4 separate regions of the Homo sapiens genome follow, and regions 1, 2 and 3 are each linked to region 4. The links are chromatin loops, found by intact Hi-C in ENCODE. Cell type or tissue: PC-9. All regions are shown on one strand. Region 1 has its middle 150 kb from the start of STK31. Region 2 has its middle 51 kb from the start of OSBPL3. Region 3 overlaps GSDME (gasdermin E). Region 4 has its middle 32 kb from the start of CYCS.

Evidence for each region. A loop is a pair of places that touch in the nucleus more often than their neighbours do. Peaks named below come from ENCODE experiments on the same cell type or tissue, not always from the same donor. Only the 100,000 strongest peaks of a DNase experiment are listed, where the experiment ranks them.
Region 1: a loop joins it to region 4, with 20 times the contacts of the local background. A loop is called at or near these places in 8 of 110 quality-filtered maps.
Region 2: it touches region 4 in a loop (5-fold over the local background); 2 of 110 quality-filtered maps call a loop at or near these places.
Region 3: a loop joins it to region 4, with 6 times the contacts of the local background. A loop is called at or near these places in 9 of 110 quality-filtered maps.

What each region holds. Positions count from the first base shown.
Region 1 is chr7:23,860,353-23,865,352 of GRCh38, reverse strand. No RefSeq gene overlaps it. Among named protein-coding and RNA genes, the nearest start is that of STK31, 150 kb to the right of the region's middle. In PC-9, a CTCF peak has its summit at 1,971 (motif pointing left); DNase peaks (open chromatin) are centred at 202 and 1,948; H3K27ac peaks cover 982 bases.
Region 2 is chr7:25,029,137-25,034,136 of GRCh38, reverse strand. No RefSeq gene overlaps it. Among named protein-coding and RNA genes, the nearest start is that of OSBPL3, 51 kb to the right of the region's middle. RefSeq lists an enhancer at 4,818-5,000. In PC-9, CTCF peaks have their summits at 2,333 and 2,537; DNase peaks (open chromatin) are centred at 1,786, 2,506 and 2,936; H3K27ac peaks cover 3,407 bases.
Region 3 is chr7:24,721,240-24,726,239 of GRCh38, reverse strand. The region is part of intron 3 of GSDME (gasdermin E); the gene reads left to right. Among named protein-coding and RNA genes, the nearest start is that of GSDME, 34 kb to the left of the region's middle. RefSeq lists enhancers at 1-488, 1,173-1,856. In PC-9, CTCF peaks have their summits at 3,088 (motif pointing right) and 4,456; a DNase peak (open chromatin) is centred at 4,299; H3K27ac peaks cover 1,351 bases.
Region 4 is chr7:25,091,250-25,096,249 of GRCh38, reverse strand. No RefSeq gene overlaps it. Among named protein-coding and RNA genes, the nearest start is that of CYCS, 32 kb to the left of the region's middle. RefSeq lists enhancers at 1,941-2,020, 2,041-2,090. In PC-9, CTCF peaks have their summits at 1,827, 2,530 and 2,730 (motif pointing right); DNase peaks (open chromatin) are centred at 1,879 and 2,869; H3K4me3 peaks cover 1,394 bases.

The sequences.
Region 1 (5,000 bases), 1.2 Mb after region 4:
CCAAAAGAAATTATCTAGGTTTTGCTCTGAAACAAATTTTCATCACATATTTATCTGCTATGTCTGACGCTTATGTGGGGGGTTAAAAAGGATGTAGTGAAATAAAATTTTGTGAATCATAGATCGGATGGCAGAAGATGATGCAAGCCATGACTCAGGCAAGTACAATAATCATGATCAAAATTATACTTGCAATTTGTCATAGCAATTGTAATTTGCAAATACCAGTTGTTTGCCATAAATGGAGCTGATATCAGATAAAAATGAATCATGACGTTCAAGGAAAAGCAAATAAATGTCAAAACATTAATCTGCATAATATTTTTGGGGCAGTTATGAAAACATGATGGTAAGAGCTTGGTACCTTAACTTTCTCAAGAAATATTTCATGTTTCCAGAATATCAGCAATTTAAACTAACTTTTAACTAGTAATGGAAAAATGGGGGGCAAGGAGAAAAAAGAGGGGAAAGAGGAGGGAGGAAAGAAAGGAAGAAAGCGAAGGTACACAAAACAGGTATGCAATATAGACATTACTTACCTTTCAAGGAAATGAAGGGGAGAAAAGAGCATCAAAGTCCCAGCCCTTAAATATATAATGATTCTTCCTTATAAATAAGTATAATTTGAAAGATGACATGTAAAAGCAGAACACAATTATAAAAATAGTAAGTCAATAATTTAATTCTTGAGCTAGGTAAATTTGTGATCTTGTTTCTCTGGAATCTTCCCTTTCCTGTAAATAAATAGGAGTCCTTCTAAAAACAACAGCTCTAATATTGTTCATCTTCTCCTTTGATGAATCTTTCCACCATCCTATCAGATATTCAAAAGCATGACACTAAATTCTTTGAGAGAGACATCTCCTTTATTTACACTAAAATTCTCCCAGGACCTTTTACTCTAAATAGCGTCATTTTATTTAAAAACCTACTGTTTCAAATATAGCTTATTAAATATCTCCTTTAAAAAAATACTATAAATTGGAGAAAATTCTTTCATCTGGTTATTCCAGTCGTTTACTTGGCCATATTACTGGATTTTTGCCTCTATGATTTTATTTTCTGGTAGGTAGAAACAAATTGGCAGTTGATGACACCCTGCATAGAAAGAAACCCAGGATTCCTTAAAGGGGAAGAAAAAGAAAAGATCTTGTTGGTTAAAATTGATTATAAAAATCTATTTTAAGTAGTTTAAGGCTCTACTTTCCTTTAAAAATAGCTATTTTTCACAAATAAAACCAGAAAAATATTTTCATGTTGGAGCAATTTTAAAACTGTAAAGATTATTTAAAATTGATCCTGTTATTAAAAGAAAATTTAAAAATGGAACAAGCACATTCTTAAGGAGTAGACTTACCAATTGTTACAAAATAGCCTTCAGTCAATTTCAAATCATTCTTTCCATTTATTCATTCACAAATATTTACTGAATGCCTGGAATTGTTCTACATACATTTTCAAACCTTATGGAGTTTATGTTTAAAAAGATATAGACATCAATCAAACAATCACACTAAAGAAAAATTCGAGTTGTGATGAGGTTTTGTTATACAAAAGAAGTCTGAATATTTGAATGTCCATGACTAACTTAAATATTTCTAAAATTAACCTTTCAAACAGCTGCTGACATAAACATGTTTGCTGCATAAGCCAAAACTTATTACCTTGAGGCTGTGGAGTAAGAAAGTCACACTCCAGGTAAGAGAAAACGTGGTGGAAGCTTTTGAACAATAAAGAAAATATATAACCTAAATCAAATCCTTGAAATCCTTCAAGGAAGCAGGTTTTGATTCTATATCAAGGTTTATATAATTACTTTACATCTTAATGAAGGTTAAATTTATTGTACTCTCCCTCACCCAAATAAACAAATCAAGTTTGATTTCATTTAGAAGTTGCCTTTCCTAAAACCCTCCCTGCAGATGCTTATCACTGAATGCTGTGGTCCAGAGCTACACCTGGTGGCCATACACAAACTTACAAGAAACCATTCTGATCCTCAACAGAAGTTTAAAAATTACCCCTCTGTTAATCAAAAATCTCTCAAGACAGCAACAGGTTATTTCTTGATAGCTGGGGAAAGTTGAACTTTTAATGGAAAAAAATGGAAAAATGTTAAGGTAGATAGTTATAATAAAGTATAACACCATGTTAATGGTAGAATGTAAGTGATGGGTATATGGATATTCACCAAATTATTTTAACTTTCCAGTATGTTGGGAAATAGTCATTATAAAATATTGAAAAGTAAGGATTTAAATTAAGAATTTTGCACCCATTTTTTTAACCAGAAATACCTTTTAGATATTGTTTCCTTTATGTACTAGCATAATGTGTGTCTTCATAGTTCATGCTGTGTAATAGTCTATTATATTGCTGTACAATATTTTATGAAAAAATTCACTCATTCCACATTTATTCAATTTCCAATTGGACATTTACACATGTGTATTTTTGTTTCTATTAAGTCATGTTCCTAAAACAAACTTCTAAGAATTATGTCATTGGGATCAAAGGAGATCATCATTTTTATGGCTTTTGAGACATATGACCAAGCTACTTTCTACCAAGTTCACACTGTTATCACAAATGGAAACATACACCAATTTTAACCAATATTATAGGACCTAGACATTTTTAGATTTTACTGCTTTACTAAGCATGAAATACAATCCAAAGGTTAATTTGTACTTCTTGGAATTAAAAAAAAAATTACATATTTATTTTTGTACTTATCTACTGGAATCTCAATAATTTCCTTGTAAATTTGAATAATCACTTTATGTGCTTTAACTATTAACCTTTGTCTCCTAAACTCATGTAAGTTTTCCTGGTCAACTGCCATACTTTAGTTATTTTCACTATGGTGACTTTTATATACTCTAATCTGTCAATCTTAACCTTTGTGATACCATTCAAAGCTAGGAAATATACTATCACTCCATGAATGTGACAAACACTCTAAAAATTTTTTTGTTTTAATTAGTCAATGTCAGAGAGCAAAGCTCCCTTTAAGAAGATAATGGGGAAATAATAATATGGCTGGTAAAATTGAGAGCACATTGTCTCAGAGCACTGTATTTCTAAATGTGGTTCCCCCATATTAGCTCATTTATGCCTAGTGTTCCATTATTGGAACGCTAAGCTTGGAGTTATTTCATATCCTACTGAGAGGTGAAGCCAGCTGGACTTCCTGGGTCAAGTGGGGACTTGGAGAATTTTTCTGTCTAGCTAAAGGTTTGTAAACGCACCAATCAGCACTCTGTAAAAACGGACCAATCAACACTCTGTAAAACGGACCAATCAGTGCTCTGTAAAATGGACCAATCAGCACTCTGTAAAACAGACCAATCAGCAGGATGTGGACAGGGCCAAAAAAGGGAATAAAAGCTGGCCACCTGAGCCAGCAGTGGCAACCCGCTCAGGTCCCCTTCCACGCTGTGGAAGTTTGTTCTTTTGCTCTTCATAATAAATCTTGCTGCTGCTCACTCTTTGAGTCCACACTACCTTTAAGAGCTGTAACACTCACTGTGAAGGTCTGTGGCTTCACTCCTCAAGTCAAGCGAGACCACAAACCCACCAGAAGGAAGAAACTCCGGACACATCTGAACATCTGAAGGAACAAACTCCGGACACCCCATCTTTAAGAACTGTAACACTCACCATGAGGGTCCGCAGCTTCATTCTTGAAGTCAGCAAGACCAAGAACCCACTGGAAGGAACCCATTCCAGACACATTTTGGCAACCACGAAGGGACTACCACCAAGCAGTGAGTACCATCGGACCCCTTTTGCTTGCTATTCTGTCCTATTTTTCCTTAGAATTCGGAGGCTAAATACCGGGCACCTGTCAGTCAGTTAAAAGTGACTAGCACAGCCGCCAGACTAAAGACATGGGTGTCAGGCTTTCTGGTAAAGGACTCTATAACAACCCCCAACTATTTGGAGTTGGGAGCGTTGGTGTGCCTGGAACAAGCTTCTGCTTTTCCTGTACTTCTGGGCTGAGCTGAGGGTCAACAGAGAGGAAAGCCATTCAGCTCCCAGGTCCTAACAAGTTGGTTGACCCTGCGGCCAAGAGCAGAACTCTCAAAGTCATGTCGCCCAAGTGAGACTCGACCATCTAACCTATCTATGCTGACCCTTGCCTCCTGGGTCCTAATGCCTCTCAGACAAACTTCCTCTCACCTCTCTTCTCCAAGGCTAGTCCTGCTTCTAAAAACCACTCCCTGTCTCTTGTGCTTTTCTAGTTTCTCCTGTAAGAATGATTTCCAGTATAAACCTCAGGACTCTGTTCCCTTCTTTAGGCACCCAGGCTCACCAATCAGAAAGGCATAATTTTTGCCCAAAGCCCCATTATAGGGGGGACTATCTGGAATTTTAGGATCCCTCCTCAGACTAGCAGGCCTAACAAAAGCTATTCTTGAAGCTAGGATGTGGGGAGCTTCAGAAATGGTATCTTTCCTATTCACATAAGTGAGAACAAAAGGTATCACTCTTTCAACCCTGGAGATCCCTTCCCTCCCTCTGGGTATGACCCTCCACTTCATTTTTTGGAAATAACATCTTTATAGGTCAGTGGTAAGGTCCCAATACTAACAGGAAAATGCTTAGGACTCTAACAGGTTTTTGAGAATGTGTCAGTAAGGGCCACTAAATCCAACCTTCCTTGGGCCTCCTTGGGGTCTAGGAGGAAAAACTAGTGTTTCTGCTGCTGTGTCGGTGAGTGCAACTATTCTGATCAGCAGGGTCCAGGGACCATTGCAGGTTCTTAGGCAAGAGGTGTTTCTGCTGCTGCATCGGTGAGCACAACTATTCCAATCAGCAGGGTCCAGGGGCTGCACCATTGTGGGTTATTGGGCAAGAGGTGTTTCTGCTGCTTCATTGGTGAGTGCAACTATTCTGATCAGCAGGGTCCAGGGACCATTGCGGGTTCTTAGGCAGGGGGAGAAACAAACAAACCAAAACCGTGGGCAGTTTTGTCTTTCAGATGGGAAACACTC
Region 2 (5,000 bases), 62 kb after region 4:
TGTTACTAATTAATTAATGTTAGTAGGGAGAACTGAATGTGAGACATATAAGAATTCTCTGTACTATCTTCATAATTTTCTGTAAATTTAAAACATCCTAAAATTAAAAGCCTATTAAAAAAATCAATTAGATTGCCCCTTTATTAAGGGTATTCCAGTCCAATTAATCAAGAGTATGTATTTTTTAAACAAATAAGAATTTGTATTTAAAAACTCAAATTTCAAATTAATTTTATACATTGTGATCAAGAAGAGATTTAGAAATCTATCTACTCTGCAGCTTTTAGCTACTGACAGTGAATATTTCACGTAAAGGGCATAATTTAAGTGGAAAATATGGAACAGATGACTTTTATGCTGGGTCATGAAAGAGGACTCGATGCACTGACAGGGAGAAAGGACACTTCCAGGGAAAGGTAACAGCACATGCGAAGGCTTGTATGTGTGGAGGAGCTTGGTTGGCCCCGGAAGTGGGGAGCAGCTCTCTTGGCTGGAGCTTAGCATCTGTGGACTTTCAGCGGGAAGGATGGGTTTGGGCTGTTGGGTTCAGGGCCTTGGGGGGCCATGCAGAGGACCTGGATTCCATCCTAAATGCCTCTCTCATGTGTCATGCCTTTCCATCCTCTTCATCCCTGCTGCCATTGTCACAATCCAGCTCTTGCCTGTGGTACGACCACAGCTTGCTAATGGCTCTCTCCCATCTATTCTTGCTCTCCTCTGATCTGTTGTCCACACTGCAGCCTGACAGATCCTTCAGACCCCTTTCTTTAAATCTATAGCAAGCAACAGTTGAATCAGAACAAGGAACAGCAGTTACCAGGGGCCAGGGACTAACTGCAAAGAAGCAGGAGGGAATTTCTGAGTGATGTGCTGTATCTTGGCTGTGGTGGCTACTCAATGAGCCACACACTCAACAAAAGGGCATTTTACTGTTTTTAAATTATACCTCTGTGAAGTTGATTTTAAACCAACAACTTTGTTTGTCTTGGGATGAAGGCCAGTACCCTTGCTGTGACCCCATCAGGCCCTGCATGACCTGCCTCTTTCTCATGCCCCCTTCTGGAGCCCACCCCTGCGCCCTCCACACTCAGCACTCTGCCCTAGCCTTGCCAGGTTTCTTTCTGTTGTGGGACTCCACGTGCCCTGCTTCTCATCAGGAACTGTGCCTATGTGGCTCTTTCTGGCCAGGATGCTCATCCTCTCTCCGCTGTCCACTTCACCAGCTGAGTCCTGCTCATCCTGCGGGTTGCAGCTTAAATCTTAGATCCTGCAGGGGCCGTTCCTGGTTCCTCCGGCTCCTGTTGCCCCCCACTCACACTTCTGTGCAACACTGAGCACATCTGTGAGCAGCTATTCGGCATCTCTCATGCCCTCTACACAGTGTGCTTCATGAGGATTGTTTATTCACCAACTCTTCTTACTACCTAGCCCAGTGCGTGACATGGTAAGGGATTAACAAATATTTGTTGAATGCATAAACCTATTTGAGGGTTTTAAATAGATTTAAGGGAGTTGATTTGTGTGTGTGTGTGTGTGTGTGTGTGTGTGTGTGTGTGTGTGTGTGTTTAATAGAGATTCTCAGCTAAGCGGTCTGAAAATGTCTGGGGCATCTGTTTCTCACAATGACTGAGAGGTGCTATTGCCATCTAGAAGTCCAAGGCCGGGCATGCTAGATGTTCCTCAAGCCTCAAGGCAGCTTCCTTGGGAAATGCTGTTTTAGAAAAACCATGCTACCTGTGCTGGGGTACGTTTGTGCAGGATGGAGGAAGAGGAAGGGGAGGTTGAAATCAGAGTGACTGGCTAGAAAACTATGACAATCATCCAAAACCAGGAGTGGCTGGTGACAGGGGAGGAAGCCTATACTGGGTAAAATAGAAGCAGGATGAAAAGAGCCAAGGGGGCAAATTGAGGAGTATTTAGGAAATAGAACCAACAAACCTGGTGATCAATGGGATGAGAGAGTCACCCTTTGAGGAAAGAGAAGCGATGTAAACATGAAGGTGGGTGAACAGGTAGATATAAGATGTGTGGCCTTAAGCAGTTGACTTAGCCTCCATGTGTCTAGTTTCCTTCCTTGGAAAATGAGAGAATACCCACATCACAGGGCCGTTGTAAGGACTACATTAATTGAGTTCATCAACATAAAGCACTTGGAGCACTGCCTGACACATAGTAAGCACTAGATAAGTATTTGATGTTAATAGCTGTAGATATAGGAATACATAGGTACAGAGAATAGCAAGAGATATATGAAGGGAGGGAGGGATGGTGAAGAGATGGACAAATGCCTCCTAGATGTGGGAGATGAAGGTAGGAGCATGGTTCCCAGAATGTCTTTGCAAAAGCAGTCACACATTTGAGTAAATCTAGCCACACTCTCCCCCTTCTCCTCTGTCCAGTGTCCAGGATAACAGGTGCTCTTTGTTTTGTGGGACAGACCACAATGACTAATCAACACCAGACCACTGCCCCACATGAGGCAGACAGCAGGCAAAGGGCTGATGTGACAGAACTGTGCTATGGCACCCCCTGCAGATGGCCCTGTAAGGCCCATTGGGCAGAACAGTCAGAAAGGGCTCCAGCCACCTTGGTTCAGGGCACTCACAGGGACTGCCAAACAGCTTCATACTTCTCAACTCTCTCACCTTTCTTGTTCCGTAAACATTTTGTCATATGCCCACTTTCTCCATTCTGTTGTAACATTTATCCACACATGATAAATGTAGGAGTCCATGAATATTACCTAAATCAACACTGACCTGGGAATCAGACCTGTGCTCCAGTGTGGACTACGAAACTAATTGTTAAGCCTTGAGCTGGTTATTTCATCTCTCTGCCTTCAGTATTTGCATTTGTAACCACACAGGGCAATGCCTTTTTGCCTGCAGATTACGCCTGAAGCTCCGTGCAGCCCTCAAGTGCATGGGTCTTTGACTTAGCACCTGCAACCTGGGCAGTGTCTTCTCTCAAGTTTCAGTGTGAGTCATTCCTCGGCTTCCTTGAGTTTAGGCGCTCACTCCTCTATGCTCCCAGTGCACCGGCTATGTACCTGAAAGTGCATTACCCTCATAGATTTGTTCACATGTCTATCTCCCCAAAAGGCTGTAATACCTTTAATGCAGGAATTACATTTGGTAAGTTTCAGAGAACAGAATCCACTCTAACCGGTTTAAGCAGGAATGGATATTAAATGGCTTGTAGCGTCATTGGGAGGGGAAAAGAAAGACTCAAGATGAAGCTTTCAGGAACCACTCACGGAGCTACACTGCTGAACTGGGCCACTAAAGGAGAGCTGCTAAATCTTTTGGTATCAGGAAGTCTCCAGCTTGACAATTGCCCCACCATTAACACAATGAGGAATTAAATTCTTTCTACACATATCTCACAGTCAAATTCTCAAAAGGAGCTAGAGTCTGTTTAGCTCCCTCGTCTCTGTATGGATGGTATTTCTTGCACCAGGCCACTCCCTAAATTTCGGACCAATTTAGAGATTGTTTGCTCTTGGGTTAGATGCTAAGTGTGTCCAAAGAGCTTCAGCCAAAGAAAGTCAATTTCATCTGGTACAAACATGGTGAAGGGTCATTGGGGATGAGAGTGTGGCCAACACATTTCCTCCTTCCTACTGTTAAGGAGATTAATTTTCCCATTATCAATACAGTTCTTCAGTGGCGATTGGTGACAAGTCGATCATCTGGTTGGATATCAATTAAATTAAAATCTGCTCTTAACCCTAATAGTCTCTTCACCTAATGCCCGACACAGAACCACAACCGCTTTAACGAAACAGGCCAAGATCGTAGAATCTTAGGACTAGGAAGAAATTCAGGGGTCATAAAATCCAGTGCTTACCGAATACCACTTTGTAACACATAGAGAAAAATAGGACAATGTAATGAGTTTTATTTTATCTAAATGAATTCAACGTAAAGACCTGGCTTTATTCTGGGATTTTTTTTTTTGTTGTTGTTCTCCTATTTCTTCAGCGATATATAGCTTTTGTTTGTTTAGGCTTTTCTTGGCAAAATAAAAATTGGGTTTTCCTTTGGGAATCCTCTCTTCAAGTTTCCTGTTGCTTTTTGATCTTATTCTGTTCATGCCCTCAAAGGCCTATACCACAGCTTTACTGTGACCTCGTGTCACTGTTTCTTTGTCAATTTCATCCTTTATTCCCCATCACCTATCAGGACATGGACTCCAGCCTCTCAGCACACCGAATTTGTGCCTGAGTGTGTGGTAAGACCTCAAGATAAAGGTTTGTCTTCTGTGATTCTTTGTCACTGCTTCGTCCCATGTCACATCTCACAGGGAATTATTTTGACACTCTCCCCTTATAAATGAGGTCCAACTCATTTGTGAGAACTTGAGCTGTAATTTGCAGTTTGTCGTGGCATGTTTTATCTACTTTGACTCGGGTTGTTTCTCTCCGTCTTATCATTTAACAAGTACATAGTCTATTTTTACTTCTCCTAACTCTAGCTTTTATTCCACCTATCCTTCGCCTGATATATTTTCCAGGACTTCTTTTTCTGGAATGATTTCTCGTTATCTCACTTATCTTAAATCCAAACTTAGTCTTTAGGTACAAGAATCTGTGACTTTTTCTATCCATTCACAAACATTTACTTATTGATGATTTCTTTTTAGGTTGCTTCCTTGGGCCGGTGAGCTCTTGGATCCATTTCTTGCCCTCCCCCAGTTCTGCCTTATGTCACAGGGCTGTGTGACCCCATGCAGGCTGGGCTTTTCAGGGCCCTGAGTCCCTTGGTTTCCAGCTGGGTTTGTGCAATGGGAGACTGGCTAGGGGGGCGGGGAGAAGCTCAGGCTCCAGCAGCCATGTCTCTCCCCACTGGTCTCACCACTGCCAGGCAGGCCCATCAAGGTCCCAGCTCTGATGACACCACCTGTCACCCAGGTCCCCTCAGCCCAGCAGCTAGAGGGCTTCTTGGTGGTGCTCAGCTCTGGGGTGCACCCCTTACCCTAGCAACCACTTCCCTGCATTG
Region 3 (5,000 bases), 370 kb after region 4:
TGCATTTTGGCTCTTGAAAGTCTTAGAAGCAGAGAAAATGGAAATTAAAGCTTCAGGCTGGGAGAGGAGGCGGCTTCATTAGGGCTGGGCCTGGGGAGCTGATGGATGCTGGAAGAGCTGGAGCCTCCCTTCCTGCTGGGCTGCTCTGGTCCCCAGCAACCACGCTGGGCTCTGAGCCACGCTTCCCTCCCTCCATCTCTGCCTGCCGCCTCCCAGCAGCTCCTGCCTGGTCTCCTTTTCCAGCCATCTCTCGTCCTGTATCATGTAGCTGCTGTCTTGAATGTATCCGCGTCTTGTATCCAACTCCTGTCCTGTGTCCATGGAGCCATGCTCTTAATTGCTTTGAGGGTCCACTTCCTTAAGGGAGGGGACCACCCCTCATATTGTCTTATGCCCAATTTCTGCCTCCAAAGAAAGAAAAAGTAAAAACTAAAAGGCAGAAATGAAATCCACAAGCAGACAGCCCGGCGTCACACCCTGGGCCTGGTCGTTAAAGATTGACCCCTGACCTAATCAGTTATGTTATCTATACATTACAGACACTGTATAGAAAAGCACTGTGAAAATCCCCATCCTATTTTGTTCCAATCTGATTAGCAGAGCATGCAGCCCCCAGTCACGTACCCACTGCTTGCTCAATCGATCACGACCCTCTCATGCGCACCCCCTTAGAGTTGTGAGCCCTTAAACGGGACAGGAATTGCTCACTCAAGAGCTTGGCTCTTGAGACAGGAGTCTTGCCGACGCTCCCGGCCGAATAAACCCCTTCCTTGTTTAACTTGGTATCTGAGGAGTTTTGTCTGCGGCTCGTCCTCCTACACCTGGCTGAGGGCTCCCTTATAAAGCATCCTGAAAATTCTGGCCATTTCTTTGACCACCCTGGAAAGGGGTCTTGACTTGCCTTCCCTGCCAATAGTGGAAGGAAAAAAACATTTACAGAGCCCCTGCCATCTGCTGGGTAGAGTGTGGGTCATTTAATGCAAGATCTCACTGAACGTAACCCTCATAGCAAATTCTCAGTTTACAGATGTGCAAACTAAGCTTCAGGACTGGAGCAGTAGCTCAGCTAGGAGGAGATTGAGTTAGTCTGTTTGCATTATTATAAGGAAATACCTGAGACTGGGTAATTTATACAGAAGAGAGGTTTAATTGGCTCATGGCTCTGCAGGCTGTACAGGAAGCATGGTGCCAGCATCTGCTCTTGGTGAGGCCTCCAGAAGCTTCCAGTCATGGAAAAAGGTGAAAGAGGAGCAAACATGTCACATGGCAAGAACAGGAGCAAGAAAGAGGAACAAGAGAGAGTGAGGGGGAAGGTACCACACTCTTAACCAGTGTGAACTCAGAGTGTAAACTCACTCATTACTGCAAGGCGGGCACCAAGCCTTTCATGAGGGATCCACCCCCGTGACCCAGACACCTCCCACCAGGGCCCACCTCTAGCACTGGGGATCACATTTCAACATGAAACTTAGAAGGGACAAACATTAAACCACATTGGAGCAGGGAACCGATTCCGGGATGACTCCAGGTCTTTGTGTTATATCGACCTGCCAGGTACGCGCAGAAGGGCAACCTCACAGTAGAACTGGGTGGGCGGAGTTGAGCCAAGCCCCTGAGTGAGGAGAGGGAGTTCTTCTCGACTGAGTATGCACCCCCTTCCCCTGCCTCCAGACTTGCTCCTTTGGGGCTGGCCCTTTCTGTTGAGGATATACGCCTCTGCCTCAGTGGCCTCCTGTTCTTGCTTTCACGTTGCCGCCCCCGCCAGGAAGAACAAGGAGCCTGCCCTTAGATGTGTGAAGCGGATGAAGAACCTCTGCTTGTTCATTTTCTCCTGGAAGAGCTTCTGCTCCATTTTCCCTGTCTTTGGGCATTGGCTCCTGGCTGGACTTGGGGAGAGGGTCTCATTCCAGTCCTGCCCGGGTTTATGTGATAAACCATTCATTTTATCCCCCAGCTGGGTGGATAGCACAGGGCTAGGCACCAATAAAAAGAGCAAGTACTTTGTCCTCCAGGAGCTTACAGTCTGTCCAGAAGGCCTTTTTTTAAAATACTTTTTTTTTTTTTTGGAACTGGGCAATCTATTCACATGGTTTAAATGTCAAAAGGTCAAAAGAGAAAAGGTGAAAAGCCCCTCCCCGCCATCTGGTTCCCCACCCAAGAGGCGACCACTACTAATAGTTTTCTGTGTCTCTAAAGCCATTCTGTCTGTGTTGCTCAGTGGCTCTCACAGGGCCCGAGAGGAAAGAAATCAGGACAAGTTGGGGAAGAACTGTCAAATGGCACAGGGCGGCAGCCACGAGGAGAGTGAGATGGGCTTGGGGAGAACAGGCAGGCATGGATATTCTGATAAGGATTCCCAGAGGACTTGGGTATAACTTGCTTTTCCAGCCTCCATCTACTGGTCTGGTTACATAGGCAAGATATTTACATATAGAAATGAACATAGCAATACAAGAGTTAATAGAGATGAAGATTCAATTCCTAGTACAGCCCAAGGGTGCCCTCACCCAGAAGAGGGAGACAGCAGCTATGGGTGCTATGGCCATGTGGGCCATTGTAAAAGACCTGGGCTTCACAGCTGTGTGACTTTGGTTACTACCATCAACCTCTCTAGGCTCTTTTTTTTTAAACTCTTCTGAAACCCTCAACTGAGAGTTTTAAATGTTTTGTTTCATGAACTCTATTAGCAGTTGAAGAAACCCATGGGCCTCTTTAAATGCTTATAATAAAATATATAAGGTTATACAGTAAACAAATTGCATTGAAATTTGGCTGGTTTCTGCACTAGGCGGGCACAGGGGAGCCCTGTTGCATGGTGATTTCTGTTCTGAGGAGGGCCAGAGCCAGGGTCTGGTGACCTTGAACTGTTCTGGGTCTGCACCTGAGAACACCGTCCCCAGGGGACACCAGCTCTCCCCCTGGGGCTGCTTGGGGCTTGGTGGAATTGACTGAGGGAGGAGATGGGGAAGAATTCCCTCCCGAGATTGCTTTTCAGAGAGTCAAACGAAAAATCCATTTTCCCTGATGTGTAGCTTCCCCGCTGTCCCTGTGGGGCCTCTCCTAACTGAAGATGATTAAATATTTCCAGCATTTGGTTTCCAAAAGGTGGCAGCACTGTCCTGGGAAACAGAATCCCAGTGACTTGGGTGGAAGTGTTTGCTGCTAGGTGGATGATGCCTGCAGTTTCCGGCAGCCCTGCCTTGGTTGCCCAGGGAAGGATTCCCAGTGGCCTGCATGAGCTGTGGCTGTGTGACACGTTTCTGGTCACCCGAATCCTAGCCTTGGAGACAGTCTCCGTCCCTGGGCGAGCTTCTGTTCCTGCGCTGTGGTGGGTCCGCCCCACAGAGACCTTTTGAAGGCAGCGACTCAGCAAGCGTCTCAGGACTGCCCTGTCATCGGATACAGCAGGCAGTTGCCTGCCCACCTGCGTAGATGGCTGCCCCTCTCTTTTGGTGTTTGAGGTGGGGGTTCTGGAGGGAGGTGGGCATTTTAAGCAGTGGAGTCTTGAGTAGTCTAGGCTGAGCTTTTTCTTTTCAAACAATTTCACACTGGCTAGGAGCAGTGTCCAGTGTTCAGTGGATTCTGTTTAGGGCGGGTAGGAGGGCTGTGATTTCCAATCCAGCAGAGTCACATCAGACTCCTAAAGGCGGCAGTTGTGGGGTCGTCACCAGGCGGTGATGTGTCTGACGTGCGTCTAGCTGGGAGGAGCCCATGCCTTAGTTGTGAGGGCACAGACAGACGTTCAAGAATCTGCTAGAATTTTGAGCAATAGAAGGAAGAGACCATTGGAAAGGGAACAGTTGAATGTATGTTCTGACCGGTGGTTACAATGGCTTTTATCTTTAAAGTCTTTGCCTATGGGACCAAGACATGCAATCCCTTAGGAAGATCGCATCTGCTATGCACCATTTTTTGATCCAAGCTGCAGATCCTCCATTTCCCCCATCTTCCGTGTCTTCTGTCTTTCACACGTGGATGCACAAATACATATGTACACATTCATTCAACCAATAGAGGAAAAAACCTCACAAGTTTTATTTACTCATTTATTCCAAAAATATTTCCTGAGCTCTTCCTACGTACTAGGCATTGATCCTGGCCCTGAGATATGCAGTCAACAGGAGAGCACACTCACCACCTCTGTGGGGTTTATATTCTTGATGGAGGAGGCAGGCCATGAGCAGATAAATGAATGAGCTAGAAAAATATCCTGTGGAAATGTGCTCTCCAGAGAAGTGATCTTAGGGTGTGATAGCATGATGGGGGTGCAGGGAATGCTTCCCCGAGGAGGTGACCAATGAGTCAGTGAAATGTGGCCATCAGGGAATGTGTGCCAACGCCTCGGGGTAGGCACACACCTGGCATTTTTAAGGAGTAGTAAGAAGGCTGGAAGATAAAGTCAACAGGGGGCAGGGCAGATCACATGGGGCCTCAGCCTGGGAACGCACTGGACATGGGATATAGCCATTGAAGGCTTTTAAGAAGGGAGTGATGTGGAAACGTACCTCTGATTCAATTCAGTGCCCCATAATTCCCATGCAGGGCACACACTGTGGCTTTGTTTTGTGAGCCTCATAGAGGGACACGGGAAGGTGGGCGGAGCCAGCTAGTGTTTGTGTGGCATTTAACTCTGTGCTCGGCACACCCTAATGGCTCACTGCATGCATGTCATCTAAACCCTGACGGAACCCCATGAGGAGGGGGCCCTGTTACCAACAGTTCATGCACGAGAAAACCTAGGTGCAGAGGTGGCCCTTCACTCGAGCTTGCCCAGTGGGAGGGCAGAGCTGAGATCCGAACCCCAGCCCTGCAGGCTCCAGGGTCCCTGTTTCCTGTTCCTTCCTGGAAATGGAGTCTCTCGGCAGCTTTGTGGTTGTCATCAATGTATTTTTATCACGTGTGAGACATTTTTATAATTTGAATTTCCTTAACCAGTACTAAGATTGAACCCGTTTTTCCTATGTCTTATCTATTTGTTATTGTGGTAAAATAGATGAGAC
Region 4 (5,000 bases):
TCCATTTAAAAATCACCAATGACATTCGAGAGGACAAGTTTCAACAGATACGTTGGGTTAGAAGTTAAATATTAACCAGTTAACCCGTAGGTGGCCCTGGAACATCTTGTCATATCAGGAGCAAGAAAACCCTCATCTTGGAAGTCAACTTGAAAAGGATAACACTGGCCAAAGATGGGTTAATATGAGTGTCAATAAGGATAGTAATGGTATTAGTTCTCTATTGCTGCTGTAAAAAATTGCCACAATTTAGTGGCTTAAAACAACACAAAGTGGCACTTCTATAGGTTAGAAATCCAACCCATGTCTCACTGAGCTCACATCAAAATGTCAGCAGGGCTGTGTTCCTTCCTGCAATTCTAGGGAAAAATCTGTTTCCTTGCCATTTTCCAGCTCCTAGAGGTTGTTGCCTGCATTCCTTGGCTGGTGGCCACCTTCCTCCATCTTCAAAGCCAGCAATGGTAGAGTCTTCATATTACATCACTCTGCCCTCCTCTTTTGCCTGCCTTATCTATTTGTAAAGACCTTTGTGATTACGTTTGGCCCACTGGGATAATCCGGGCTAATCTCCCTATTTTAAGGTCAGCTGATAAGTAACCTTAATTCCATCTGGAATCTTAATTCCTCTTTGCCACATAACAGCATACAAGTTCCTGGGATTAGGACATAGATCTCTTTGGGGGAAGCATTATTCTGTCTACCACAGCACTACAACAGATTGACACACATCAAATATGTTTAAATGCATGAGTTCAAGATAATATTATATTAAGACAAACAAACAAAACTCACTGCCAGGAAACTGACACAGTGCTTTTGAAAACTGGTAAATAAAGAGAAACGATCAACTATTTGTCCTGCCTTTCCTGTAAGGACTCTTACCTTGGTAACCAAAAAGTTGATAAAGTTTTCTTTATAAAAGTTACTACCTGGAAAGCTAATACATGAGCAGCAGGTGCCACCATTTCCCAATGCTCAGTGAATTAATGAATCTGAGCAGTGATTATCAGTGATGGCTAACATCACAAAAACAAAACAGATATCAGGATATTCTGTCTTCTGACAGGAATACAGAATACCACCTGCAACTCCTTCTTGCCAACACAACTGATCCCAAAACTAGTGAAGCCTCCAGCTTCAACCAACAGTTTACAGGAAATACAGGGGATAAAGGAACACACGAAATGACCACATAGGTGCAGTGAACAAAACCCAGACTGTGGGAAAGTCCACGGGACAAATGACCTATTTCTTCAAGAAATCGTAAGAACAACAACAACAAAGATAGAGGGCAACTTATTGTTGGAAGACTTAAAAATGAAACATATCAACAATGACAATGCATGGATTTTATTTGGGTCCAAATTCAAGCCAACTAACTTAATAATTTATAAGGCAATTAGGAAAATGTAAATAATGACTGCATGAATAACTGATGATATTAAGAAAGTGTTTGATTTTCTCAGGTGTTCCAATGAAATATTTACAGATTAAATGACATAATGTCTGGGATTTGCATCAAAATAACCTAGAGGCAAGGCCAGGAGTAGGTTGGGGAACAGATGAAACAAGAGTGGACAAGATGGAGACGATTACCATAAACTGATAATTGTTGAAGCCAGGTAATGGGTTCAGGGAGTTTCATTATACTGCTTTCTTTCTCTTTTTAAAAATACTTGCAGTTGTCTACAGTTAAAGAAAAATATCATTTAAAAAGGTGGTTGAGCCCGGGCGCAGTGGCTCACGCTTGTATTCGTGTTTCCACTGAGTCAGCTGCAGGCTGAGGGGAGAAAGCTCTGCCTGATCTAAGTACTGCATTACATTTTGTGTCCACTGGGCGGCAATATCAACATTTGATCCTGCCTGCCACTAAATCCTCAGGAGGCAGCAGTGCCAGATTACATCTGTGTCTGTGAAGTTCCACCTTTCCCGCTTCTGATCATTTTCTTCCCCCATTCTCCACCCTGTCAAACGTGGAGCTGCCAGAGCCACGGTGACTGGGAAAGAGGAGCAGACGGTACAGGCTAGGAAACAGAGAGGAGGCTGATCTTCCCACCTTTCCTCAAGTTGGGGTAGAGGAAAGGCTTTCATCTTAAAGACTTGCATTTTTGTTTTGTTTTGTTTTGTTTGTTTTGTTTGTTTGTTTGTTTGTTTTTTGAGACGGAGTCTCGCTCTATTGCCCAGGCTGGAGTGCAGTGGCGCGATCTCGGCTCACTGCAAGCTCTGCCTCCCGGGTTTATGCCATTCTCCTGCCTCAGCCTCCTGAGTAGCTGGGACTACAGGCGCCCGCCACCATGCCCGGCCAATTTTTTGTATTTTTAGTAGAGACGGGGTTTCACCGTGTTAGCCAGGATGGTCTCGATCTCCTGACCTCGTGATCCGCCCGCCTCGGCCTGCCAAAGTGCTGGGATTACAGGCGTGAGCCACCGCGCCCGGCCTAAAGATTTGCATTTTGACTAATGCATGAGATAAAATTTTAACTAGTGGCTTGGCCCTAGACAAGACCAGAGGATTTTTTTTTATTACCTAAGAGTAGAGCTGATACTGAGCCAGTCCACACCATTATGGCCGGACCCATTGTCAAAATACTCAAATCTCCTGTACTAGTTGGTAAATAGCCCCAGCCTGCACCCCTGGTGTTCACTCACCCACCGCCCTGGCTGCCATGACCCTGATGCTGGAACCCTCCATGAGCCCTGCCATGCAGAAACTAAAGAGGTCACACTTGGCCCAGCAGGGGGCCCCCAAGAGCTGCTCCACTTTGGCCAGTGTGAGTTCCAATTGGGGTTGCAGCTGAAACAATTATTAAGATTGGCCAGAGAAATCACGGGACAGGGAAGGGCAGGAACCAGTCCCACTAAGCCTGTGGGGGAAAGGAATAAAGTTATTTTCACTGTACTTCCTTTTGGTTAAAGTACTGATTACACAATTATTGACATACTTAGGAAAATCAACAACCACAATGACAAAATGAAGGAAATGAAAAAGTCAGAGTTGCAGGGTATAAGATACACCTATGCAAATAAACTGCATTTCTACACCAAGTTAAATTTTAAATGATTAAAAATTCCATTCATAACAGCAAAAAGGCACTAGTAATTCAAGACAGGAGATTTTGTCAAGGAAGTAATTTCTTTTTTTTTTTTTTTTTGAGACGGAGTATCGCTTTGTCGCCCAGGCTGGAGTGCTGTGGCGCGATCTCGGCTGTTTGCAACCTCTGCCTCCCGAGTGAAAGCGATTCTCCTGCCTCAGCCTCCTGAGTAGCTGGGATTACAGGCGCACGCCACTGTGCCCGGCTAATTTTTGTATTTTTAGTAGAGACGGGGTTTCACATGTTGGTCAGGCTGGTCTCTAACACCTGACCTCGTGATCCGCCCGCCTCAGCCTCCCAAAGTGCTGGGATTATAGGCATAAACTACCGCGCCCGGCCGGAAGTAATTTCTAAATCCCGGGAGAAGATAGAAAAAAAAAAAAAGCAAGCCACATGAGCATGAATGGAAGAAGACTAAACATGGGAAGATGGTAATAGGATCTAGGTCACTGGTTTTCAAAGCACGTTCCTTGGATCAGCTTCTCTACTAAGAACTTGAATATGGTATCTCTCACCCTTCACAGCATCCCTATCGGCTGGACATCATCACCCACACTTACCAATGAGGAATGGAGGTTAGAGGGGGTAAAGTGCTCAGCGCCTGAGGTCCCTCCCAGAGTTTCTAAGTGGCAGCACCAGGGTTCAAATACAGCTCTGCTTGACTCCAAAGCTATATTTTTCCTACCAAACAAGGCTGCCTCCCAATTTTAATAGGATGTGGTAAAAATAATTTCGTAGATGGTAAAGAGCTACAGAATCGAATCCTGATTAAGTACAGCATGCTCTACTCCCCTGCTCCTGAATGCCAAGAAGCCCTAGGCACTTCCACACGTCTTATGTGTGTCACTTTCTTTGGGTTTCTATTAGCACAAGTTTAGATCACAACATTTTCAGAGCTGGTAAATCAACTGATTTGCTTGCATTTGAGCAGGAAACGTAGGCTGAGTACCTTATGGCCAATCGGTTCTCACTGCAAAAGGGCAAACCAAATTGCATCACTGGCTACACTGGAACCAGAGGAAGAAGACGACTTCAATGAAGAACTCAGACCATTGTCTGAGTGGGCTCACATGCTGGCTCCATTCAAACAAACCTGTTCTAGCACAGCTCAAATTGGCCCCTCTCTGTCCTTAGCAAAGCATAGGAGAGAGGATGTATTTCACCTTGGTAGCCACATCAGGTGACAGATTTTAATCCCCTGGGGAAAATACTCAAGATTAATGTGGCCAGTTGGGTGACAGTGCTGAATTACCTCACGCTCAGATTTCTTTCACAGATCAAGTGCTAATTAACATGATATAGACCAGTGACATATTGTAGCTATGGTAATTTCCAGGAAAAAGTCCATGCCTATGTATATACGTATATATATGTACGTTCCTACATATATATAAAAGTACATATATATAATTTTCTTTTTAAAAATTTACCCTTTTAACATTTGTTTTAAAAATTATCTTAAGCAGAATCATATGAGTTTACTAATATTATATTCTGTATTTCAGCTTTTAAAAATCCTGGGTCTTCCGTTTAACAAAATTTAACAAGATTTGCCAATCTTGCCTTTGTTCACGACCAATATTCCCCAAAGCCCCTGGTTTCACTAACACTAATTATAAATGGGCTTTTGATGGTTCAACTGTTCCCTATGGCAAGATGAAAAGGCTTCCAGAGAGAAGGCAAATCTCAGATTCTTTGTCCTTGTATCCTTTTTCTTCTCTCAGAAGTGCTTTTACCTGACATCTCAAGAGTTAGAAATTCACAATCTAGTAGAAAAAGTAACACCCACTACCAGATTAACAATTAATTCAGCACTGCCCACGGAGTGAATCACAGGATTTCCAGTAGTGCACAGAATACTCAATGGGACTTCACTGCTGGCTGTAGCTAATATAGCTGGGGAGAAGTC